2 separate regions of the Homo sapiens genome follow, and region 1 is linked to region 2. A link is an interaction called in ENCODE POLR2A ChIA-PET data of the cell type or tissue named here. Cell type or tissue: Caco-2. All regions are shown on one strand. Each heading gives the region's core, and the rest is flanking DNA. Links, peaks and the distances in the headings are about the cores only. Region 1 has its middle 19 kb from the start of ABCG2. Region 2 overlaps PKD2 (polycystin 2, transient receptor potential cation channel).

Evidence for each region. Peaks named below come from ENCODE experiments on the same cell type or tissue, not always from the same donor. Only the 100,000 strongest peaks of a DNase experiment are listed, where the experiment ranks them.
Region 1: POLR2A ChIA-PET joins it to region 2 with 14 read pairs; 4 of 35 experiments call an interaction of 5 or more read pairs at or near these places.

The regions. Positions count from the first base shown.
Region 1 is chr4:88,168,508-88,186,032 of GRCh38, forward strand. It overlaps a transcript of ABCG2 not described here. Among named protein-coding and RNA genes, the nearest start is that of ABCG2, 19 kb to the left of the region's middle. RefSeq lists enhancers at 8,250-8,937, 9,625-10,311, 9,742-9,801, 9,812-9,901. In Caco-2, for the core only: no CTCF peak of the experiment used is centred there; a DNase peak (open chromatin) is centred at 9,964.
Region 2 is chr4:88,029,845-88,037,844 of GRCh38, forward strand. It overlaps PKD2 (polycystin 2, transient receptor potential cation channel), which reads left to right. Exons shown (of 15, transcript NM_000297.4): 3 at 6,376-6,509. Among named protein-coding and RNA genes, the nearest start is that of PKD2, 26 kb to the left of the region's middle. RefSeq lists a silencer at 3,473-3,767. In Caco-2, for the core only: a CTCF peak has its summit at 3,650 (motif pointing right); a DNase peak (open chromatin) is centred at 3,637.

The DNA.
Region 1 (17,525 bases), core at 5,494-13,493, 140 kb after region 2:
GTTATAAAGTTTATTTGGTTATAAAGTTCACTTCTAAAAATTAGACTGCAGTGAAAAAAAAAAAACTACGTATTGATAATTAACCTGCAGAGTCAGATAGTACAGTAGAGTATATAACATTTGTCTCTGCAGATTAAGCTAAAAGGTTAAATGTTAAGAATTCACCAAACTACATTTCAGTACCTATAAAAGTCTTTTGTTTAACTAAATTTTGTAGGGAAGTATAACATACATAAGTCTTTTGTTTAACTAAATTTTGTAGGGAAGTACAACATACCAAAAAAGTACAGGAAATCTAAGTGGACAGCTTGATATATATTTACAAAGTGAACACACCTGTATACCTGTCACTCAGATTAAAAAAAAAAAAATTGTATTAGCAATGCCACAGAAGCCTCCCTCAAGCTCCATCCCTTCCAAAGGTAACATCTATTACCATTAAAGGTCATCACTCCCAAAGGTCATCCCATCCATTCTGACTTCTATCATTATATATTAGTTGTGTCTGTTTAAAACTGTATATAAATGAAGTAGTTATCTTTTTTTTTTTTTTTTTGAGACAAGGTCTCACTCTGTCACGCAGACTAGAGTGCAGTGGCACAGTCTCAGGTTACTGCAGCCATGGCCTCCTGGGTTCAAGCAATTCTCCTGCCTCAGCCTCCTGAGTAGCTGAGATTACAGGCATGCACCACCATGCCCGGCTAATTTTTGTATTTTTAGTAGAGATGGGGTTTCACCATGTTGGCCAGGCTGGTCTGGAACTCCTGACCTCATGATCCACCCGTCTCAGCCTCCCAAAGTGCTGGCATTACAGGCATGAGCCATCATGCCCAACCAAGCAAGTAGTTACCATTTTGAGACTGTCTTCTTTTGTTGAATATTATCGGCATGAAATTCATATATTTTGCAGGTCATAAAGGCTTATTCATTCTTATCTTTATGAGGATTCCACTTTATGAGTACAGTGTAATTTATTTATCTACTTTTGATGGGCCTTTGGGTCCTTTCCAGTTTGGCAATACACCCTAAAGTGTTAGATTAGAAAAGAGTTCTAATGGTCAGTTAAACCCATCATCCACAAGTATGGCTAAATGGAGGCCCAAAATGTGAAACTATTTTCTCCCTTTGATTATGCTCCAAACGGCACAAACAAACCAGAAAAATAGCAAGAAGATCAATATTGTAGAAGAAAGTAAGTAAACGATGATTCCGTTTCTTCCTCAAGCAGATGTCATCTAACCCCTCATTAAGCAATGTTTTTTTGAGGGCTCCCTTACATTAGGTCCCATGTTTGGCACTAAAGAAGAGAAACAAGACACAGGTCCAGGCACAGTGGCTCACACCTGTATTCCCAGCACTTTGAGAGGCCGAGGTGGGTGGATCACCTGAGGTCAGGAGTTCGAGACCAGCCTGGCCAACATGGTGAAACCCCGTCTCTACTAAAAATACAAAAATTAGCCAGGCATGGTGGCATGCGCCTGTAGTCCCAGCTACTCGGGAGGCTGAGGCAGAAGAATTGCTTGAACCCGGGAGGCGGAGGTTGCGGTGAGCCGAGATTGTGCCACTGCACTCCAGCCTGAGTAGCAGAGTGAGACTCCGTCTCAAAAAAAAAAAAAAAAAAAGCTGCATTTTTAAACCTTTTTTTCTTTCCTCCTTTCTTGCCAGTCTCAAGACACAGCTTTGAGACAAACCACAGATGTGTTTTCTGTTGTCTTGAAATATGCCTTTGAATGTGTTTTAACACTCTATTCCCTTCCCTTTCCCACCTTATGCTCTCATGCCTTATGCACATTTATTTACCTGGATGCTTGTTAAGCTCACATCATACTCACTTATCTGGTCATATATTTCTTTAGAAGCTTCAGGGGCCTAATCCTGACACAAAAACAGGCACTTCTGGGATTCTCTTCCCAGCCGGAGATGACTTCTAGGCCAGGGTTCACTCCCAGATAGATATTGACTGCAAGACTGACTGGGATTGATTTGTAACTTGGATGAGCCCACGAAGGTGCTGGCCCCTTCACCAGATGGAACAATAATTCAAGATAAGCTACTAGGGCAAGCCCACGCCACCTGGCACCTACTAGCCCCCTTGCCTCTCCGGCATTCAAAGCCCCTCTTCTGAAACCCCTGCCCTCTCTCCAGAAATTGGAAAGTGGAAATTTTTGTAAAGTATTCTGACCACTTTCCTCCTTGCTGTCAATGGATAATAAAATTCACTCTTTATCATACCTCACTCTTGTTATTTTGTCTTCATTCCACAGGCAGCGAGCGACCGGCTCCTCTTTCAGTTATAAACCTAACGTTTTAGAAAGGTTAATCTTATCAACCTAAATGCCCATAATTAGCAGATGGGATAAAGAAAATGCACTGGTATATATGTATATACCATGAGGGTGTAAGACATATACACCATGAAGTACTATGCAGCCATAAAAAGGAATGAGATCATGTCTTACAGGAACACGGATGGAGCCGGAGACTATTATCCTTAGTAAACTAACGCAGGAACAGAAAACCAAATATCACATGTTCTCACTTATAAATGGGAGCTAAAGGATGAGAACTCATGAACACAAAGAAGGAAACAACAGACACGGGTCTACTTGAGGGTGGAGGTTGAGAGGAGGGAGAGATGCAGAAAAAATAACTTGGGTACTGGGCTTAATACCTGGTTGATGAAATCACCTGCACAACAAACCCTCATGACACGAGTTTACCTATACAACAAACCTTCACATATACCCCTGAACCTAAAGTAAAAGTTAAAAAAAAAAAAAAAAGAAAGGTTATTCTGTTCATGTATAGAATGGATGGGGGGATGTGGGAAGGCAGAGATCAGTCTGGAAATTTAAAAAAAAAATGATTGAACTAAAGAGATGACTTAAACTGAGAAAAGAGGCATCAAAGAAACATTGTAAATGAAGAATTTACAGAAGCTGGTGACTGAGAACACTGAAGGTGAAAGACAAAGAAGCTAGAGATGACTTCAAGGTCTGATTCGTTCTTTTTCAAATTGGCTAATTATTTGATTGTCTCCTGTTCTTCCTCATGTTTTCAATGCCATCTTCACATTTTAAAACATTTCAAGCAGAGTTATTTACTTTAATTCTGATAATTATAATATCCAAAGTCTTTGTGTTTCTGGTTGTATTATCTATGGCTTGCTTGATCTCTTTTTTTATTATTATGAATTTTTTGTTGGCTGCCTCTCTGTAGGAATTCTTTGAGGATTGAGGAGGATACATTTATCTGGGAAAGTTTGTGTTTGCTTTAAGACACCTGGGAATATTACCCATCCTGACAGCCTTTGAATTACAGACCTGTGGGGCCCAGCATGATGGCATGTGCCTGTAATCCCAGCTACTCAGAAGGTCGAAGCAGGAGGATCACTTGAGGCCAAAGGAGTTCCAGGCCACAGTGTGCTATGATTGTGCCTGCAAGTGGATTCTGCACTCCAGCCTGGGCAACATGGCAAGACCCCATCTCTAAAATAAAATAAATAAGGCTGGGTGCGTTGGCTCATGCCTGTAATCCCAGCACTTGGGAGGCCAAGGCACATGGATCACCTGAGGTCAGGAGTTCGAGACCAGCCTGGCCAACATGGTGAAACTCCGTGTCTACTAAAAATACAAAAATGAGCTGGGCATGGTGGCAGGTGCCTGTAATCCCAGCTACTCGGGAGGCTGAGGCAGGAGAATCCTTGAACCTGGGAAGCAGAGGTTGCAGTGAGCCAAGATCACACCACTGCACTCCAGCCTGGGCAACAAGAGCAAAGCTCCGTCACAAAAAAAAAAAAAATTGCTGGGCCTAGTGGCTCATGCCTATAATCCCAGCACTTTGGGAGGCGGAGCTGGGCGGATCACCTGAGACCAGCCTGGCCAACCTGGTGAAACCCCGTCTCTACTAAAAATACAAAAATGAACCAGGCACAGTGGCACCCGCCTGTAATCCCAGCTTACTCAGGAGGCTGAAGAAGGAGAATCACTTGAACCAAGGAGGCAGAGGTTGCAGTGAGCCGAGTCACGCCACTGCACTCCAGCCTGGGAGACAGAGCAAGACTCTGTCTCAGGGAAAAAAAAAAAAATTAATTAATTAATTAAATTAATAAGTAAATAAAGTATAGACTTGTGGTTTTTCAATCATACAAAGAATGTAGATTCAGATCCCAAACCACTTAAGATCTGGTCAGTGGCTACAAATTCTTAGAGGAGGCTTTATTTCTTCTTTTTTTAAACTTCCATTCATAGCCCAGCCCAAGATGGAAATGTATTCTCTATTTTGCAGGAGGGGTTTTTTTCTGGCTTGCCCATTCTGAGCTCCAGACAGTATGCATGAAGATAAGCTTCCATTCTGTGTGGATTCAGGGCTTTGTTCCCTGTCTTCTCTGTGTAGTGAACTTTTTAGGTCATAAATAGCATTGTAGGGCTCAAGGCACACAGGGACTTTGAAGGGTAGCTTAATTGCCTGGTCTCTGCTCCTGTTCCATTAGTGATCTTAGTGGACTCATCTAAACATTGAAAAGCAGTTTTTAACACATTAAGTATTTTTCATTATTATGTAGGTCAAGTGGTTTCAGAATTTCTAACACTGCAATATTGCTAAAAATGGAAGTCCTCAATTGTATTGGTCATCATATTCACTTTTTCTTGTTATTATGGAAATTTTGAAACATCTCCAAAGTAGAAAGCATAGTATGACAAACCCCTATGTATCAATCTTCAACTAGTGGCCAATCTTTGTTTCATTGATACCTGCCTTTTTTCCCTCTTTCCCACAGATTATTTTGAAACAAATTTCAGAAAGCAAACTACTACACAATTGATTTACTTAGGAAATGGAATTATGTTCTGTGTGATTGCATCTAAATAGCTTCATTAACCACATCCTTTTGCCTTCCATTGTTTACTGTAAAATTATGAATCTAAAAACTTGAGTAGATTCAGGTCCAATCACTTGACAATAATGCATTCTAGGTGTTGTATACTTCCATTAGGAAGCTCCGAATGCCTAATTTTATTCGTAACTATTTTCAGATCTCTATAAAAGATATGGATTCTATTTTTCAAGCAAACCCCAACACTATTATCACATCTAAACAATGGACAATTTATTTTTACATTTATTTTATTTTAGTGGAAGTGCCAGGGATTGAAATTTTCTCAATAGCATGAAATATCCAGTCATTGTTCAAATATCTCTAATTTTTGGCCAGGCATGGTGGCTCATACCTGTAATCCCAACACTTTGGGAGGCTGAGATGGGAAGATCACTTGAGCCCAGGAGTTTGAGAACAGCCCGGGAAATGTAGCGAGACCCTGTCGCTACAAGAAAAAAGAAAACAAATATCACTGATTGTCTCATAATTTTTAATGTTTAAATTTTCAAATCAAAATCCAAATAATGTCCGTATTACTTTTGGCCGATGTGTCTCAGACTTGTTTAGTTAAAGGATCCCACTCACACTCTCTTATTTCCCCCTTACAGTTTGTTATGGACAGCAGTGTGTCCTTGAGAAATTCATGTTGAAGTGCTATCTTCAATACCTCAGAATGTGACTGTATTTGTAGACAGGGTTTTTGAAGAAGTGATTACATTAAATGAGGTCTTTAGGGTGGGCCTTAATCCAACCTGACTGGTGTTTTTTTTTTTTCTTTTTATTTTACTTTAAGTTCTGGGGTATCTGTGCAGAATGTGCAGGTTTGTTACATAGGTATACACATGCCATGGTGGTTTGCGGTTCCTATCAACCTGTCATCTAGGTTTTAAGCCCCGCATGCATTAGGTATTTGTCCTAATGCTTTCCCTCTCCTTGCTCCCTACTCCCCAACAGGCCCTGGTGTGTGATGTTCCCTCCCTGTGTCCATGTGTTCTCACTGTTCAACTCTCACCTATGAGTGAAAACATGCAGTGTTTGGTTTTCTGTTCCTGTGTTACTTTGCTGAGAATGACGGCTTCCAGCTTCATCCATGTCCCTCCAAAGGACATGAACTCATTCTTTTTTATGGCCACATAGTATTACAGACATGCGCCACCACGCCCAGGTAATTTTGTAATTTTAGTAGAGACAGACAGGGTTTCTCCATGTTGGTCAGGCTGGTCTGGAACTCCTGACCTCAGGTGATCCACCCGCCTCAGCCTCCCAAAGTGCTGGGATTACAGGCGTGAGCCACCATGCCCAGCTGATGATAGTTTCTTTTGCTGTGCAGAAGCTCTTTAGTTTACTTAGATCCCATTTGTCAATTTTGGCTTTTGTTGCAATTGCTTTTGGTGTTTTTGTCATGAAGTCTTTGCTCATGCCTGTGTCCTGAATGGTATTGCCTAGGTTTTCTCCTAGGGTTTTTATGGTTTTGGGTTTTACATTTAAGTCTTTAATCTATCTTGAGTTAATTTTTGTATAAGGTGTAAGGAAGGAGTCCAGTTTCAGTTTTCTGCATATGGCTAGCCAGTTTTCCCAGCACCATTTATTAAATAGGGAATCCCTCCCCATTGCTTGTTTTTGTCAGGTTTGTGGTGTTCTTATATGAAGAGGAAATTCGGAAACACAAAGAGACACAGTGAGAAAATAAATTTCTGTTGTTTAAATCAAGTATTATACTTTATTATGGCAGCCCAGCAAACTACTACACAATTGATTTACTTAAGAAACAGATTGTTATGTTCTACATGATTGCGTCTTAATAGTTTCGTTAACCACATCCTTTTGCCTTCCATTGTTTAATGCAAAATTATAAATCTAAAAACTTGAGTAGATTCAAGTCCAATCATTTGACAAGAGTACATCCTAGGTGTTGTATACTTCCGTTAGGAAGCTCCAAATACCTGATTTTCTCTCTTCTTTTGATGATTATTACTAGACCCATTAAGTATTTCATTAGGGGTTACAAATGTGTAGTAGGCTAAATTTATAATTCCTTCTTAATTTATTAGCTGGAAATTTTATTTAAAGAGAACACTTCATTAAGAATTTGTTCACCTCAAGGTCCAGTATGTTCAAAACAGGCAGAGTAACTGCTAGATTCTTTTCCTTTGTTTTCAAAATAACAAGTGTGATTCTATATCACAATCCAAAGGTGACTGGCCAATGAATTGTTAATCTTCATAGACTCATGGATTTAAACACATAATGTATTTACTACATTGCAGTTACTCTTATTGATTCCCAAAATATCTTGGCCAGTGAAAGGCCCTTCAAATTGCCTTCAAGTTAGTAGTCTCCGCGTGCATTCTTGCTTTCTAGCATAACAACATGTTCCAGGCTCATTTTTCATTTCCTGCCTCAGATCTGAAACCAACCATTTATCTAAGAAGCTCTGATGCCTTTGAGTGAGAAATAGCATTTAGGAAGCATAATTTGTATTCTTCTATTTTATTTCTGAAACAAAAATATCTGAAGCAAGCACGGCATTAGGTTATGAATGGATAATGGTTGTGGGGATACTACAGACATTTGCTATGTTATTCATCCTTTGTGTATGCCATGTTTCCAATCCTCCATATATAACAACCCTTGTGAAAAATTCCTCACAGAGTTCTCTACAGAAAAATGTTGTTTCTCCTGATGTATTGATAGTAATGATTAGAAAATTAGTCTGTAAATGCTCTGTCTACAGATCTAATTTTTGTGTTTAATTATTATGATTATTCTTGTTTTTTTTTTCTTTTTTTGTGGAGACAGGGTCTTGCCATGTTGCCCAGGCTTGTCTTGAACTCCTGGAATCAAGCAATCTACCTGCCTTGGCCTCACAAAATGCTGGGATTACAGGTGTGAGCCACTGTACCCAGCCTGATATGATTATTGATTATTCTTAACCCTGCATTTACTGATATCATTTCCTCCTCTCCTGTTCTCTTTATAATTAATCTTTTTATTTATCTCATGTCATCTTTTATCAACTCCTTTAATGAAAGCTATTAACTAACTTTCAATAGGCAGATAATAAATACAGTAATGAAACCAAAGAGAATGCTTTTTTTTTTTTTTTTTTTTTGTGACAGGGTCTCACTGTTTCACTCAGGTTGGAGTGTGATGGCCCAGTTACAGCACACTACAGCCCCAACCTCCTGGACTCAGGTGATCCTCTCACCTCAGCCTCTCACATAGCTGGGACCATAGGCACATGCCAGCACACCTGGCTAATTTTTTTTTTTTTTTTTTTTTTTTTTTGTAAATACAGGGTCTCAATATGTTCCCCAGACTGGTCTTGAGCTCCTGGACTCAAGCAGTCCTCTCGCCTTGGCCTCCTACTTCTGGGATTATAGGTATAAGCCACTGTACCCACCCTCTACAAATTTTAAAGTAAATCTAATTTTAAATGTCACATCTTCCCTAATAATGAAATATGCTTATTCTATACTTAATTTCCTGAAGTGATAGTATTTCTCTATGAGCCATATATGGTGTCAAGTTATAGCAAGTATTCTCCACCATTAAAGAAGTCAGGTTAGATAATGTCCACGAACATTAGTTGAAAAATACTACTTAACATCAAAACCCAGCTAATCAAAAGAGATAAAAAGAGCTATGGAAAAGAGAAGCAAAAAGACTGGTAACACATTAAATACATTTATATAAAAATGAATGGCCGGGCGCAGTGGCTCACGCCTGTAATCCCAGCACTTTGGGAGGCCGAGGTGGGCGGATCGCAAGGTCAGGAGATCGAGACCATTCTGGCTAATACGGTGAAACCCTGTCTCTACTAAAAATACAAAAAAAAATTAGCCAGCATGGTGGCAGGCGCCTGTGGTCCCAGCTACTCGGGAGGGTGAGGCAGGAGAATGGCGGGAACCCAGGAGGCGGAGCTTACAGTGAGCCGAGATTGGCCACGGCACTCCAGCCTGGGCGACAGAGCGAGACTCCGTCTCAAAATAAAAAAAAATTAAAAAAAAAAGAAGAATATTACCCTTGTGGAAATTATGATTATATTGTAGAACATAATTGAAATATTATAAACATAAATATTTTTATGTAATAAAAACTAAGCGGGAGAGACAGGAGGTGGAACAAGATCACTGAATTGGAGCCTCCATCAATTGTCCTCCCCACGGGAACACCAAATTGAACCACTATCTACCCCAAAAAGCACCTTCACAAGCACCAAAAATCAGATGAACGATCATAGTATGGGTTTTAACTTCATATCATTGAAAGCAACACTGAAGAAGGTAGGAAAGACAGTCTTGAATTGCGGACACCACCCCTCCCCAATCTCTCTCGGCAGTGGCCACATACCATGGAGAGAGAAATCTGTGTGTTGGGGGAGGGAGAGCACAGCGATTATGGGACTTCGCATTGGAACTCAGTGCTGCCCTGTCTCAGTGGAAAGAACACAGGGCAGAATCAATGCTGATGAAGACAGCATTTAGACCAGAGGTAACCAGAGGGAATTTGCCTATCCCAGTGGTCAGGACCAGAGTTCCAGCAAGCCTTATCACCGTGAACTAAAGTGCTCTGGGGTTCTAAATAAACTGGAAAGGCAGAATAGGCCACGAAAACAGCAATTCCTGGAAAAGTTTTGGTGCTATGCTGGGCTCAAAACCAGTGGACTTGAAGGGCAACATGACCTAGTGAGACACCAGCTGGGGCAGCTAAGGGAGTGCTTGCACCAACCCTTACCCAAGCTCAGGCAGTGCAGCTCACAGCTCTGGGAGAAACTCCTCCCTTCCACTTGAGCAGGGGCAAGGGAAGAGTAAAGATGACTTTGTCTTGCAACTTCAATACCAGCTCAACCACAGTAGAATAGGGAACCAGTCAGAGTTGTGAGGCCCTAGCTCTTGGATAGCATTTCTAGAAACACCCTGAGCCAGAAGGGAAATTGCTGCCTTGAAGGGAAAAACACAGTCCTGGCAGGATTTATCACCTGCTGACCAAAGAGCCCTTGGGCCCTCAACAATCAGTAGCGGTACCCAGGCAGTACTTGTTGTAGGCACGGGGTGAGACTCAGAGACTTGCTGGCTTAAGCTGTGACTCAGCACATTCCTAGCTGTGGTGGCTATGGGGAGGGGCTACTTCTGCTTAAGAAAAGGAGTACTCTCAAGTGTAATGAAGACTTTGTCTTGCAGCGTAGGTACCAGCTCAGCACAGTGAGGTAGAGCACCAAATGGGCTCTTGGGGTCCCTGATTCCAGGCCTTGGTTCTTAAACAATATTTCGGGACCTGCCCTAAGCCAGAGGGGAGCCCACTGCCTGAAGGGAGAGTCCCAAACCTAGCAGCATTCAATACAAGCTGACTGAAGAACCCTGGGGCAGGCAGTACTTGCCACAGGCCTGAGACAGTACTGGGCAGTAGGGAGAGACTCCTCTGCTTGTGGAAATGAGAGGGAAGTGCAAAGGACTTTGTCTTATTGCTTGGGCTCCAGCACAGCCTCAGTGGAATACAGAACCTGGTAGATTCCTGAGGTTTCCAACTGCAGTCCCTGGCTCCCAGATGACATCTGTGGACCTGCCCAGGACAGGGAGAACTTGCTGCCCTGAAGGGAAGGACACAACCTGGCTGACTTCACCACCTGCTGATTGTTGAACCCTAACACCTTGAGTCAACATAGGTGGTAGACAGGCAGTGGTTACCATGGGCCTTAGGCAACACCCAGTGCTATGCTGGCTTTAGGTCTGACCTAGTGCAGTCCCTGTGTTGGTGGCCACAGGGGTGCTTGTGTTACCCCTCTCCTAGCTCCAGGCGGCTGAGCACAGAGAGAGGGAGAGACTCCATTTGTTTGGGAGAAAGTAAAGGAAGAGAACAAGAGTCTCTGCCTGGTAATTCAGAGAATTCTTCCGCATCTTATCCAAGACCACCAGATTTTACCTCTGTGAGTCTGCAAGAGCCACAGCGCGACAGGGCTTGGGGTGCCTCCTAATGAAGATGTGACTACAGTGACAAAAAACTTAGATTACAACACCCAACTCCCACCGTACACCTGGAAAGCCTTCCCAAGAAGGACAGGTACAAACAGGCCCAGACTACAATAAATACTTATCTTCAATGCTCAGATGCTGATGAACATCCTCAAGCATCAAAACCATCCAGGAAAACATGACCTCACTAAATGAACTAAATAAGTCACCAAGGACAAATCATGGAGAGACAGAGAGATATGACCTTTCTTTCAAACAGAAAATTCAAAATAGCTGTTTTCAGGAAATTCAATGAAATTCAAGATAACACAAAGAAGGAATTTACAATCCTATTTATGGGAATCAGAGTCCTAAAAATGTAACAAAACAATTGAAATAACTAAAAGGAATCAAACAGAAATTATAGAGTTGAAAAATGCAATTGACATACTGAATAATGCATCAGAGGATTTTAATAGCAGAATTGATCAAGCAGGGAAATAACGAGTGAGCTTGAAGACAGGCTATTTGAAAATACACAGGCAGAGAACACATGCACACATCAAGAATAAAAAAAGAATGAAGCATGCCAACAAAATCTAGAACATAGCCTGAAAGGGACAAAGCTAAGAGTTATTGGCCTTAAAGAGGAGGTAGAGAGAGGGGGGTAGAAATTTATTCAAAGGACAATAACAAAGAACTTTCCAAAACTAGAGAAAAATATCAATATTCAAGTAAAAGGGGGTTACAGAACACCAAGCAGATTTAACCCAAATAAGATTACCTCAAGATATTTAATAATCAAACTTCCAAAGATAAAGGATCCTAAAAGCAGCAAGAGAAAGGAAATAAGTAACATATAATGGAGCTCTAATATTCCTGGCAGCAGACTTTTCAGTGGAAATCTACAGGCCAGGAGAGAGTGACATGACATATTTAAAGTGCTAAAGGAAAAAAACTTGGATCCTAGGATGGTATGTCTGGAGAAAATACCCTTCAAATATGGAAAAATAAAGACTTCCCCAGATAAACAAAAACTGAGGAATTTTATCAACACCAGGCCTATCTTACAAGAAATGATAAAGGGAGTACTGCAATCTGAAAGAAAAAAACGTTGGCCAGGTACAGTGGCTCATGCCTATAATCCCAGCACATGGGAGGCCAAGGCAGGAGAATTGTGTGAGCCCAGGAGTTCAAGACCAGCCTGGAAAATATAATGAGACCTTGCCTCTACAAAAAAAAATTTTAAATTTTTAAATTTTTTTATGGAAATGGTGGTGTGCACCTGTAGTAGCAGCTAGCTACTCAGGAGGCTGAGGTGGGGGGGCTCACTTTAGCCCAGAAAGTATAGGTTGCAGTGAGCTGAGATCATGCCACTGCACCCTAACCTAGCTAACAGAGTGAGACCCTGTCTCAAAATAAAAGGTATAATAAATAAGGAAAAAGAAGAAAAGAATGTTAATGAGCAATAAGGAATCACCTGAAGGTACAAAACTTACTGGTAATAATAAGTACACAGAAAACCACGGAATATTATAACACCGTAATTCCAAAGTGTAAACTACTCATATTTTGAGTAGAATGACTAAAAGATAAACCAATGAAAATAACTACAACAACTTTTCAAGACATAAAAAGTGCAATAAGATATAAATAGAAAAAAACAAAAAGCTAAAAAGTGAGGGGATAAAGTTAAGTGTAGCATTTTTATTAGTTTTCTCTTTGCTTGTTAGTTTGTTTATGCAATCAGTGTTAGGTTGTCATCAGTTTAAAAGAATGGGCTAGCCGGTGCGGTGGCTCACGCCTGTAATCCCAGCACTTTGGGAGGCTGAGGTGGACGGATCATGAAGTCAGGAGTTCAAGACCAGCCTGGCCAACATGGTGAAACCCCATCTCTACTAAAAATACAAAAACTAGACGAGCATGGTGGTGCGTGCCTGTAATCCTAGCTACTTGGGAGGCTGAGGCAGGAGAATTGCTTGAACCCAGGAGGCAGAGGTTGCAGTGAGCCAAGACCGTGCCACTGCACTCCAGCCTGGTGACAGAGCAAGACTCCATCTCAAAAAAAAAAAAAAAAAAAAAAAAAGAATGGGCTGTAAGATATTATTTGAAGCCAGGCATGGTGACTCATGTATGTAATTCCAGCACTTTGGGAGGCTGAGGCAGAAGGATTGCTTGAGCCCAAGAGTTCAAGATCAGCCTAGGCAACAGAGGGAGACCCCACACCTACAAAAAATAAAAGAAATAGCCTGGCGTGGTGGTGCACATCTGTGCTCCCAGCTAATCAGAAGGCTGAGGTAAGAAGGTCACTTCAGCCCAGGAGGTTGGGGTTGCAGGTAGCTGTGATTACACCACTACACTACAGCCTGGATGACAGAGTGAGACCCTGTGTCAAAATGTATATATTATTTGCAAGCCTCATAGTAACCTCAGATCAAAAAAGATAAAACAGATACACAAAAACTAAAAAGAAATTAAAACATACTGCCAGAGAAAATCACTTTCACTAAAAGAAAGGAAGGAAGATAAGAAAAAAAACAACCACCACCATAAAACAAATAACAAAATGGCAGGACTAAGTCCTTACGTATCAATAATAACATTGAATGTAAATGGACCAAATTCTCCAATAAAAAGATATAGAGTCGTCAAATGGATTAAAAAAACAAAACTCAATGATCTATTGACTGCAAGAAACACTTCACCTATAAAGACACACATAAACTGAAAATAAAGAAATGGAAAAAGACACTCCATACCAATAGAAACCTAAAAAGAGAAGATGTAGCTATATATATGTAAGACAAAAAATTTGAAAAGACCATTATATAATGATAAAGGGGTCAATTCAGCAAGAAAATATAACAATTGTAAACATGTATGTACCCAACACTGCAGCACCCAAATATATAAAGCAAATATTATTAGAGCTAAAGAGAGAAATACACTCCAATATGATAACAGCTGGAGACTTCAACACCCCACTCTCAGCATTGGACAGATCTTCCAGACAGAAAATCAACAAAGAAAAATTGAACTTAATCTGCACAATACACCAAATGAAACTAATAGATATTTACAGAACATTTATCCAACAGCTACAGAATACACATTCTTCTCCTCAGCCATGGATCTTTCTCAAGGATAGACCATATGTTAGGCCACAAAGCAAGTCTTTAAAAATTCAAAAAAAAATCACAATTACCTCAAGTATCTTCTCTGACCACAATGGAATAAAACTAGAAATCAACAACAAGAGGAATTTTGGAAACTATACAAACACATGGAAATTAAACAACATGCTCCTGAATGACTAGTGGGTCAATGAAGAAACTAGTAAGAAAATTAAAAATTTTCTTGAAACAAATGATAATGGAAATACAACATAGCAAAACCTATGGGATACAGCAAAAGGAGTACTAACAGGGAAGTTTATATATGCACCTACATAAAAAGGTAGAAAAACAGCCAGGCGTGGTGGCTCACGCCTGTAATCCTAGCACTTTGGGAGGCCAAAGCAGGCAGATCACGAGGTCAGGAGATTGAGATCATCCTGGCTAACACAGTGAAACCCCGTCTCTACTAAAAATACAAAAAATTAGCTGGGCATGGCGGCGGGCACCTGTAGTCCCAGCTACTCAAGAGGCTGAGGTAGGAGAATCACTTGAACCCAGGAGGTGGAGGTTGCAGTGAGCCGAGATCGCACCACTGCACTCCAGCCTGGGCGACAGAGTGAGACTCCGTCTCATAAAAAAAAAAAAAAAAAAAAAAAAAAAAAAGTGGAAAAACTTCAAATAAACAACCAAACTATGCATCTTAAAGAACTAGGAGAGGAAGGGCAAGCCAAACCCAAAACTGGTAGAAGAAGAGAAATTATGAAGATCAGAGCAAAATAAATGAAACTGAAACAAAGAAAACAATAGACAAAATCAATGAAACTGAAAGTTGGTTTTTTGAAAAGTTAAACAAAATTGACAAACCTTTAGCCAGACTAATGAAGAAAAAAAGAGAAAAGAAACAAATAAATAAAATCAGAGATGAGAAAGGAGACACAACAACTGATACTGCAGAAATTCAAAGGATCGTTAGAGTCACTATAAGCAACCATAGGATAATAAATTGGAAAACCTAGAAGAAATAAATTCTTGAATACACACAACCAACTAAGAATGAACCATAATGAAATCCAAAATGTGAACAGACTAATAACAAGTAACAAGATTGAAGCCATAATAAAAAGTCTCCTAGCAAAGAAAAGCTCAGAACCCAATGACTTCACTGCTGAATTCTAGCAAACATTTAAGGAAAAATGCCAATTCTACCAAAACTATTCCAAAAAATAGAGGAAGAGGGAATAATTCCAAACTCATCCTATGAGGCCAGTGTTACCTTGATGCCAAAACCAGACAAAGACACATCAAAAAAAAAAAACTACAAGCCAATATCCTTGATGAATATTGATGAAAAAATCCTTAACAAAATACTAGCAAATCAAATTCAACAATACATTGAAAACATCATTTATCATGACCAAATAGGGTTTATCCCAGTGATGCAAAGATGGTTCAACATATACAAATCCATCAATGTCATACGTCATATCAATAGAATGAAGGACAAAGACATGATTATTAAAACAGATGCTGAAAAAGCATTTGCTAACATTCAACATCCCTTCATGATAAAAACCTCCAAAAAACTGGGTATAGAAAGAATATTCCTCAACATAATAAAAGCCATATACAACAGACCCACAGCTAGTATCATACTGAATGGGGAGAAATTGGAAGCCTTTTCTCTAAGATCTGGAACAAAACAAGGATGCCCACTTTCACCACTGTTATTCAACATAGTACTGGAAGTCCTATTTAGAGCAATCAGATAAGAGAAAAAAATAAAGGGCATCCAAACTGAAAAGAAGGAAGTCAAATTATCTTTGTTGGCAGATGATATGATCCCATATTTGGAAAAACTAAAGACTCCAGCAAAAACCTACTAGAACTGACAAATTCAGTAAAGTTGCAGGATACAAAATCAACATACAAAAAATCAGTAGCATTTCTATATGTCAGTAGCAAACAATCTAAAAAATCAAGAAAGTAATCCCATTTACAATAGCTACAAATAAAATAAAATACCTAGGAATTAACTTAATCAAAGGAGTAAAATATCTTTACAATGAAAGTGATAAAATAGCAATGAAAGAAATTGAAGAGGACACCAAAAATGGAAAGATATTCCATGTTCATAGATAGGAAGAATCATTGTTGTTAAAATGTCACATTACCCAAAGAAATCTACAGATTCAATGCAATCCCCATCAAAATACCAATGGCATTCATCATAAGAATAGAAAAACAAATTCTAAACTTTATATGGAACCTCAAAAGACCCACAATAGGCAAAGCCATCCTGAACAAAAAGAACAAAACTAGAAAAAACACATTACCTGACATCAAATTATAGTACAGAGCTATAATAACCAAAATGGCAAGGTACTGACATAAAAACACATAGACCAATGGAACAGAATAGAGAAACCAGAAACAATTCCATACATCTACAGTGAATTCATTTTTGACAAAGGTCTCAAGAACATACAGTGGGAAAAGAATATCTCTTCAATAAATGATGCTGGGAAAACTGGGTATCCATATTCAGAAGAATGAATCTAGACCCCTATCTCTTACCATATACAAATATCAAATCAAAATGGATTAAAAACTTAAATATAAGACCTCATGGATGGGCGAGGTGGCTCACACCTGTAATCCCTACACTTTGGGAGGTCAAGGCAGGTGGATCACCTGAGGTCGGGAATTTGATACCAGCCTGGCCAACATGATGAAACCCTATCTCTGCTAAAAATACAAAACATTAGCTGGGCGTGGTTGTGGGCACCTGTAATCCCAGCTACTCGTGAGGCTGAGGGAGGAGAATTGCTTGAACTCAGGAGGCAGAGGTTGCAGTGAGCTGATATTGTGCCACTGCACTCCAGCCTGGACAACAAGAGTGAAACTCTGTCAAAACAAAACAAAACTCAAACTATGAATCTACTAAAAGAACACATTGAGGAAGATCTCCAGGATATGGAACTGGACAACAGTTTTTTTGAGTAATACCCCATGAGCACAGGCAACTAAAGCAAAAATGGATAAATGGGATCACATCAAGTTAAAAACTTCTGCACAGCTAAGAAAATAATCAACAAAGTGAGGGGACAAACCACAGAACCATATTAATGGGAGAAAATATTTGTAAACTACCCATCTGACAAGGGATTAATAACCAGAATGTATAAGGAACTGAAAAAAACTCTATAAAAAACTAATAATCCAATTTAAAAATGGCCAAAATATCTGAACAGACATTTCTCAAAAGAAGACGCACGAATGGCAAACAAGTAAATGAAAAGGTACTCATTATCATTAATCAGAGAAATGCAAATCAAAACTATCATGAGATATCATCTCATCCCAGTTAAAACAGTTTTTATGCAAAAGACAGGTAATAACAAATGCTGTCAAGAATGTGGAGGGAGAAAAGGGAACCCCTGTGCACTGTTGGCAGGAATACATATTAGTCCAACCACTATGGAGAATAGTTTGGAGGTTTCTCAAAAAACTAAAAATAGAACTTACATATGTAAGTACCAGGAATCCCACTGCTTGGTATATACCCCCAAAAAAGGAAAT
Region 2 (8,000 bases), core at 1-8,000:
ACTCAGATCATTCCAGAATCACTTAGAAGCCAAGTGAAGCCAGTTCCTGGAGAGCAGATCATCAAATGAAGATGGAAAGGTGACCAGGGGCCAGACCTGTAGTTTTGGTGGGCCTTGGTGAGGGATTTACAGTAGGACACCCCATGGTTTAAGTATGAAAGTGACAAGATTCCTTTAAGTTTTAAGAGGCCTCGAAATATGAACCACAGATTAGATGGAAGCTACTCTCCCTGTGTCTGGACTTTTTAGAATTTCCAAGAGCTGCTGTTTCTGGAACCAGATTAATACAAGTCAGTCTTCCATTTATTTATTTATGTATTTATTTGAGACAGGGTCTCACTCTGTCACCCAGGCTGGGGTGCAGTGGCATGAACACAGCTCACTGCAGCTTGGGGGCTCAAGAGATCCTCCTGCCTCAGCCTCCCATGTAGTTGGGACCACAGGCACCTACCACCCAGCTAATTTTATTTGTTGTAGAAATGAGGTCTCATTTTGCTGCCCAGGCTGTTCTTGAACTCTTGGGCTCAAGCGATCCTCCTGCAACATCTTCCCAAAGTGCTGGGATCACTCTTCCATTTAACATGCTATCTCAACGTCAAGATAAACTTTAAAATCTTTAGATAATAGGCTGGCATTTTACTTAAACGATCTTTACTTCTTCAGAACTGCCATTCCCTATAAATATCTGGTTCTTCAACCACATCAAACCACTTGTGATCTCAAAAAGCCTCAGCGTACACTGTCCTTTCTGTCATTCTAATTCCTCCTCATCCTTCAAAATCAACTCAAGGACCAGATCCAGGGAGAAGCTTAGTGGTGCCCACCCGAACCGGCCCCCTCCTTCGAGTTGTGCTGCCATTCGGGCCCACCTCTTCACACAGGGTTGTCAGACCAGACCAGCTCATGCGTTCACCGCCCTTGCAGGGATGGGATGCAGCTGTGCACCTCTCAGTGCCGACACCTGGAGAGTCTCACGAAATGTTGACAACATGGCCTGTTTCCATTTCTTGTTCACTAGGACTTCTCATTTACTAACACACAGAATTTCCTGTAGTATGTCCACTTAATCAGTTCAAGCCTAATAATTCCTTGATTTGGGTATAGTGCTTTGCATTTATATACTGATGGTCCCCAACTTACGATGGTTCGATTTATGATTTTTCAACTTCATGGTGATGTGAAAGTGATACACATTCTATAGAAACCACACTTTCAATTTTGAATTTTGGTCTTTTTCCAGGCTACCATACTCTAAAGATAGAGCCACAGATCCCAGTCAGCCATGTGATTATGAGGGTAAGCGACCAATACTCTACAGTGTATTGTATTGCCAGATGGTTTTGCCCAACTAGCCTAATGTAAGTATTCTAAACATGTTTAAGGTAGGCCAGGCTAAGCTGTGTTGCTCATTCAGTAGGTTAGGTATATTAAATGCATTTTCAACTTATGATATTTTCAATTTACAATGAGTTTATCAGGATGTAACTCTACTATAAGTCAAGGATCATCTTGTATAGCACTTTTAATTTATAGAGTCCCTTCAAATGTTTGTTTGTATTTTATTTCCACTGCATCCCTGTGAGGATACCATAAGTTATACAGCTAACAAAACAGTTAGTTTTCCTGTGCAAAGTGATGGCTTCATCTTGTGGCAGATTACCTGGAATACTGTGGCCAAGGCATCTTAGTTCTACTGTCTTTATATATCTAGTACAGTTATATTTTTATGGCAGCTCTGATTTCTTCTTTGGCCCAAGGGTTATTAAGAGAGGGAAAAAATTTAATTTCTTAACAGATATATATATCTATGTCAAGTCATATATTTAATTCAAACCCTTAATATTCCTAGGTAATTTTTGTCTACTTTCTCTGTCAAAGATTGAAAGATACAGGGTTTTAAGTTTCCAACTGTAATTGTAGTTTTGGTAATTGTTTTATTACTAACAGGTATTGCTCTGTATATTTTGATGTTCTGTTATTCAATACATAAGAATTCATTACAGTTGAATCATCATGTATAGTATAATTTACCAATGTAAAATAACCTTTTTATCAAACTGAGTATTCACCTTATAATGTCCTCTGTCAGAGGATTATAATACCACTTAAAACCTTTTAAAAAATATTTTGTTCCTGATAATTTTAGCTTTGAGTGGTTTTCTTATAACAATTCTAGAGATGCGTTTTTATTTTTTAACCAAGATTTAAAGCTTTGTGATTTAGTAAGAGTCTAAACCATTCACAGTTCATGCTTTTTTGTCAAATTTCTATTATTTAGTATTTTCCTCTCTTTTATATTTTCCTGTTATTTTCCATTTCTATTCTTTTGTTAGACTGGAAATTTTTTCTTTGCTTTCTTTTATCCTAGTGATTTGAAATTTATGTAATATATACTATTCTACAATACCCTTTATTTGTTTTCAATATTTGAACCTATATTTTTCAACATTATTAAGAATAAAATAGTATTTGTTGCTATTTTGAAATGATAGACCATGTTTTTAAGGCAGGTTGGTGGTTGTTAAGGCACCAGTATCGGCCAGGCACGATGGCTCACACCTGTAATCTCAGCACTTTCGGAGGCCGAGGTGGGCAGATCGTTTGAGCCCAGCACTTTGGCCGATACTGTGGTTTACTGTATTTTGTTCTAGTTTATTTTATGGAAAATGGGAATTCAGTGGTTAAGACAAGGATTAAATAGCAGAAGAAAGATGTGTACATATGTACAGATGTATGTGTCCTTTATATGTTTTTTAGTACTCTTGTCTCCTTTCTGGTCCTCATTTAAGGTTATCTATTTCATGCAGTAAATTTTTCTTCACAATTCATTTCATTTAGAGAGTGAATGCTACCTTCCAAGTGGGCTTTCTCCAGTTTTCCTTTCAGGGACTTAAAGGAGAAGTGATGTTAACAGTTTTATATTTCCATTGCATTTTACAGTGTGCAGATGTCTTCACATATATTTCCCCATTTGAGCTTTACAAAAGCCCTTAGTATTATTCTCATTGTCTAGATTCCAAAATCAGGCTTAGAGGAGTTAAATAGTTGTCCAGGATCTCAAGATGCAAGACCCACAATCATGAACAGAGGCAGATGTTCAGGATGGAGGCAAGCTGAAACTCAAAACCAAATCATTATGACTCCAAATTCAGGAGTCTTTTAGCTGCCACCTGCATGGGCTCTTGGTGTAGCTGACCACCAGAGTTTGTAGAGCTGTCATTCAGGTGTGCCATGGACTTTCCTGGGACCTGGCACAGGAGAAGGACTGAGTTAATGTTTGCTGATTAAATATCTGTTACAGGCTGGGCGCGGTGGCTCACGACCGTAATCCCAGCACTTTGGGAGGCCGAGCAGGGAGGATCACTTGAGCTCACAAGTTTGAGACCAGCCTGGGCAGCATGGCGAAACCCCGTCTCTACAAAAAATTTGAAAATTAGCTGGCCATGGTGATGCATGCCTGTAGTCCCAGGTACTCAGGAAGCTGAGGTGGGAGGATCACATGAGCCCATGAGATTGAAGCTGCAGTGAGCTGAGATGGTGCCACTGCACTCCAGCCTTGGCCATAGAGCCAGACCTTATCTCAAAAAAAAAAAAAAAAAGTTACAATAATCTTCCCTTCAAAGCTGGAAGGCATTATTTACCTGTCTGTCCAGCAGATGGTGCTACATAACCAAGGGAATCTGTTGCTTGCCCTTGGTGAAGCTATTAAAGCCAATACAGATCTTGAGAATTTCAAAAGCAAAAATCAATACTGGATTATGAGTGCTCTAGGAAAATAAAGAGATAAATTTTCAATTTACATACTTATATATAGTTATACCATATTTGTAAATAAAAATATATAAATAATTTATCAAAATTCCTTTTTAACAGCAACAACCACAGTAAACCCACAGGTTAAAAACTCCACAACAGTCTATATTAATCAGTCAATGCAAAGTACATTCCAATTCCAAGTTAACTGAAAATAATCAACTTAATCATTTGGTTGGCTCTGAGCAGCCTTCACTGCTTGCTCTTGTGTCATGTTTCTTTCTGTCCTCGATTGGCTATAGACTTACAGACGGCTTTTGCAGAGGACAGTGTACTCATGTCCATCCTTTGCATCCTTTGTGGGAGTTGGCTAGGCAGCACTCTCCCTGGGGACACTATGAACTCCTCTTCTTGAGTGCAGAGATCACGTCTTGTTCATCTTCATGCCCAATACCTTGTTCCATAAATATGAATGGATTAGAATTCTAAACTCTTAACTCTGCCCCAAGACAGTTCTGAGAGGTAGTAAGTCATATAACACCTGAAGAGGACTGTTCTTGTCCTAATTACATTAGGTTATAAGATGACAGGTGAGGGAGCCAAACCAGGGGGCCTGGAAATTATTCATACATCTCTAGATACAGTATACAAGTTGTGTGTATTATGTGTATTTACTCTGTAATTGATTGCTTGAGATGAACCCCCAAACACACTCGTGTTTGGATCATTATTATCTACCCTTCTCCTTAAATAATCTTAATTTCCTATGATGCTTGAAAGGGAAAGAGGGGCCAGGTGTGGTGGTTCACACCTGTAATCCCAGCACTTTGGGAGGCTGAGGTGGGAGCATCACCTGAGGTCTGGAGTTCAAGACCAACCTGACCAACATGGTGAAACCCTGTCTCTACTAAAAATAAAAAATCAGCTGGGCATGGTAGCACATGCCTGTAATCCCAGCTACTTGGGAGGCTGAAGTGGGAGAATCGCTTGAACCTGGGAGGGGGAGGTTGCAGTGAGCCGAGATCACTCCATTGCACTCCAGACTGGGCAACAACAGTGAAACTCCGTCTCAAAAAAAAAAAAAAAAAAAAGGCAGAGTGGGGAAGAGAGCTGCATGAAGGAGAGATTTACTAAATAGTACTTAATCCCAAAATAATTTCTATAGGTTTGAATATGATCCCTGAAATTTATTATAGGTTCAGGTAAGTATTAATCACGGGTATTCAGAACTGTGGTTTAAAAAATGTATAGAACATGTTTCCTTCCCCTTGAAACTTTTTATCAGCTAATTATAGGAATTATATTATACCTGCAATCATTAAAGTCCAGAATGAGACAGTACTTGGTAAAGTGCTGAAATTTATAATAAATGCATTATAGCAATCCAGTTAAGGAGGAAGAGCCACCATTATTGAACATTTGTTAAGTGTCAGCCATTGTACTAGATAAATTTTAGTTATTATTTTTATTTAGGCACCAAAAAATCCATGGGATAGTTGGTTATCCCCATCTTACTGAAGAGGAAACTGAAGCTCAGAAAGTTTAAGCAACTTGCACAGGTCACATAGCAAGTAAGGAGCATGGCCAGGAATCAGACCCTGATCTCCTTTGGTCTACTAAGCTTGCAAAGGATCTTCCCGCCTCCTTCCAAGACCATTCAATATTATCAGTAAATGTCCATGGCAAGGATGTAGTTCGAGTTATAGGGTTCCATTCAAGATATGATTGGTAGGTGGGAAGCAGATATGTCTGTGTCAATCAGTATCCTGGAAGAAGGAGATGATGAACTCAAGTGGTGATTAAGGGAAGTTTAATGAAGGGACTATTTACAGAGATGTGGTGGGGTTAAGAGAACCAACAAGGGGAAGTGATGCACTCAAAAAGTTACTACCTCCAGGCTTTAGGGGATTGGGGGAGGGAGTGGCACAGTGTGAACCCAGTGTGGTTGTGAGAAAAGGGATTCCCTCAGCAGCCATGGCCAAGGTTAGAGTCTCCACTGCCAAACTGCATCCAGGTGGTGAGGGAATGGAGAATAGGGGTGGGGTAACAAACTCTGACCTCGGTATCCCCAAAGGGCAAAGGATTCCAGGTGGTACAGTTCGTAAAGATTAGCCTCAGGGCACAGAACAGGGCAGAGAAGAATGGAGAATTGATCTGGAGGAAACAAACAATGGCTTGCCCATGTTATTGCAGGGAGAGTAGGCTGGTGTGCACAGCAGGAGGGTGGGGAGCCCAGCATATAGCTGTGTTGGGGCCTGTGCAGATCAGCCTCACTGGCAGGGAGGATCTGAGCCGAGAGGTGGTGGAAGATGAAATCGAGTAGGCATGTTGGTAGTCCTAAATATCAAGTAAACGTTCCTGATCTTACATTGATACTCAATAGTAAGCCAATTTTGTTTCCCATAAGCCAATATTAATATTACGTATTTCTTTTATAAGCCAGAGATATAGAGAGATACCCTAGAAGAATGATAGGGGAAAGGAAGGCAAGGGTGAGAGAAGACCTTGTGTGAATTTGTCCAAAATGTTTATCCACAGGAACAATCCCTTTGTGAAGGCTGCTGGTATGTGAATGTGTGCCGGTTCCCTTGGGGCGTTCATTTGGATCTTTCTGTGTTCCAGTGACCTACGGCATGATGAGCTCCAATGTGTACTACTACACCCGGATGATGTCACAGCTCTTCCTAGACACCCCCGTGTCCAAAACGGAGAAAACTAACTTTAAAACTCTGTCTTCCATGGAAGACTTCTGGAAGGTATTTGCAAATAACTTTGAAAGTACCTCTCTATCACAGAAAATTGTTCATTTGGCTTCATCATTTCAATGCATGAGTATCGACAGGACCTGCTTTGCATTTAACACTGTGTGAGACGTAAGTTATGGTGAGTTGTTAGAAGTTACTGTTCCTACTCTCAAAGGGGGTAAACTAACATTGAGAACTTTGCCTGTGCCTTGCACTGTGCTGAGTGTTTCATATCTTACCTTATTTAATTTCTATAGTCTAACTCTATAAGGTAAGTACTAAGACTATGCCCTAGTTTGTTAATGAGGAAAATGAGATTCAGGATGTTTAAATGCGTATGGTCACATGGCTAGGGAACAAGAAAAATTGATTTTTTTCTAGCCTGACAGCTACTTCATCCTAGTTTGTAATTCATTCCATGAGTCAAGATTCAATAAATATTTATTGAGAATCTCCTAGAATGTAAGGCCAATGAAGGGCAGTGTGGTTCTTCTGTCTTGCTTCGCCTTTTGTGTTTTGTCTCTTTGTTGATGATGGCATGTATCCCCAGCTCTTAGAACAGTGCTTGATTCAAAGTAAGCACATTCTTTCAAAGGTCTGCTGTTGGTGGGGCTTGGTGGCTCACGCCTGTAATCCCAGCACTTTGGGAGGCCAAGGCAGGAGGATTGCTTTAGCCCAGGATTTTGAAACCAGCTGGGCACAACATAGTATGACTTTGTCTCTCCAAAAAAGTTAAAGAATTAGCAGGGTGTGGTGGTACACACCTGCAGTCCCAGCTACTCAGGAGGCTGAGGTGGGAGAATCACTTGAGCGATTGCTTGAGGTCAAGGCTGCAGTGAGCCATGGCCATGCTACTGCATTCCAGCTGGGGCAACAGAGTGAGACCCTTTCTCAAAAAAAATCCCCCCCAAAAAAAAACCCAAAAACAAACAAAAAAGGTCTGCTGTTGTGAAGTTCAACCCAATCCAGCCCCTTCCCAAGTTGTCACAAATTCCAACGTAGTTAACAGTATACCAATGAGTGATACCACAGGAAAAATATTAAACTGATCTGAGGGATATGGGGCTTGGAATCTAAGAAAATTGGAAGGGAAATTGAAAAGGAAATTATTATTTCTCCTTGGGGAGATAGTTTCTAAAATTCTTACTACACCCTGGGGTCAGAGCTGTTGATTTTAAGGATAGAGACAACTGAGTCACAGGAAACTATTCATATATAAAAGTACCTGGCATCCAAAACCACACTTGTATAATATGAATCTTTCACCATCTGAGTAGGGCAAATCAGTCTATCTCTGTTGATCATCTGACAAGGATAGCACACTGAGAAATAGATCTGTCTTCCCTACAGGCATAGCTAGTTGTACAAACTAACAAGAGACTTTTGTATACACATTCCATGATGATAAATGCCAATCACTAAAGGGACGAGGAGGGATTGGAGAGTTCACCATACAGCAAAATAGTCCAGACAGGTGAAAGGTCTATCAAATGCCAGGCTGGT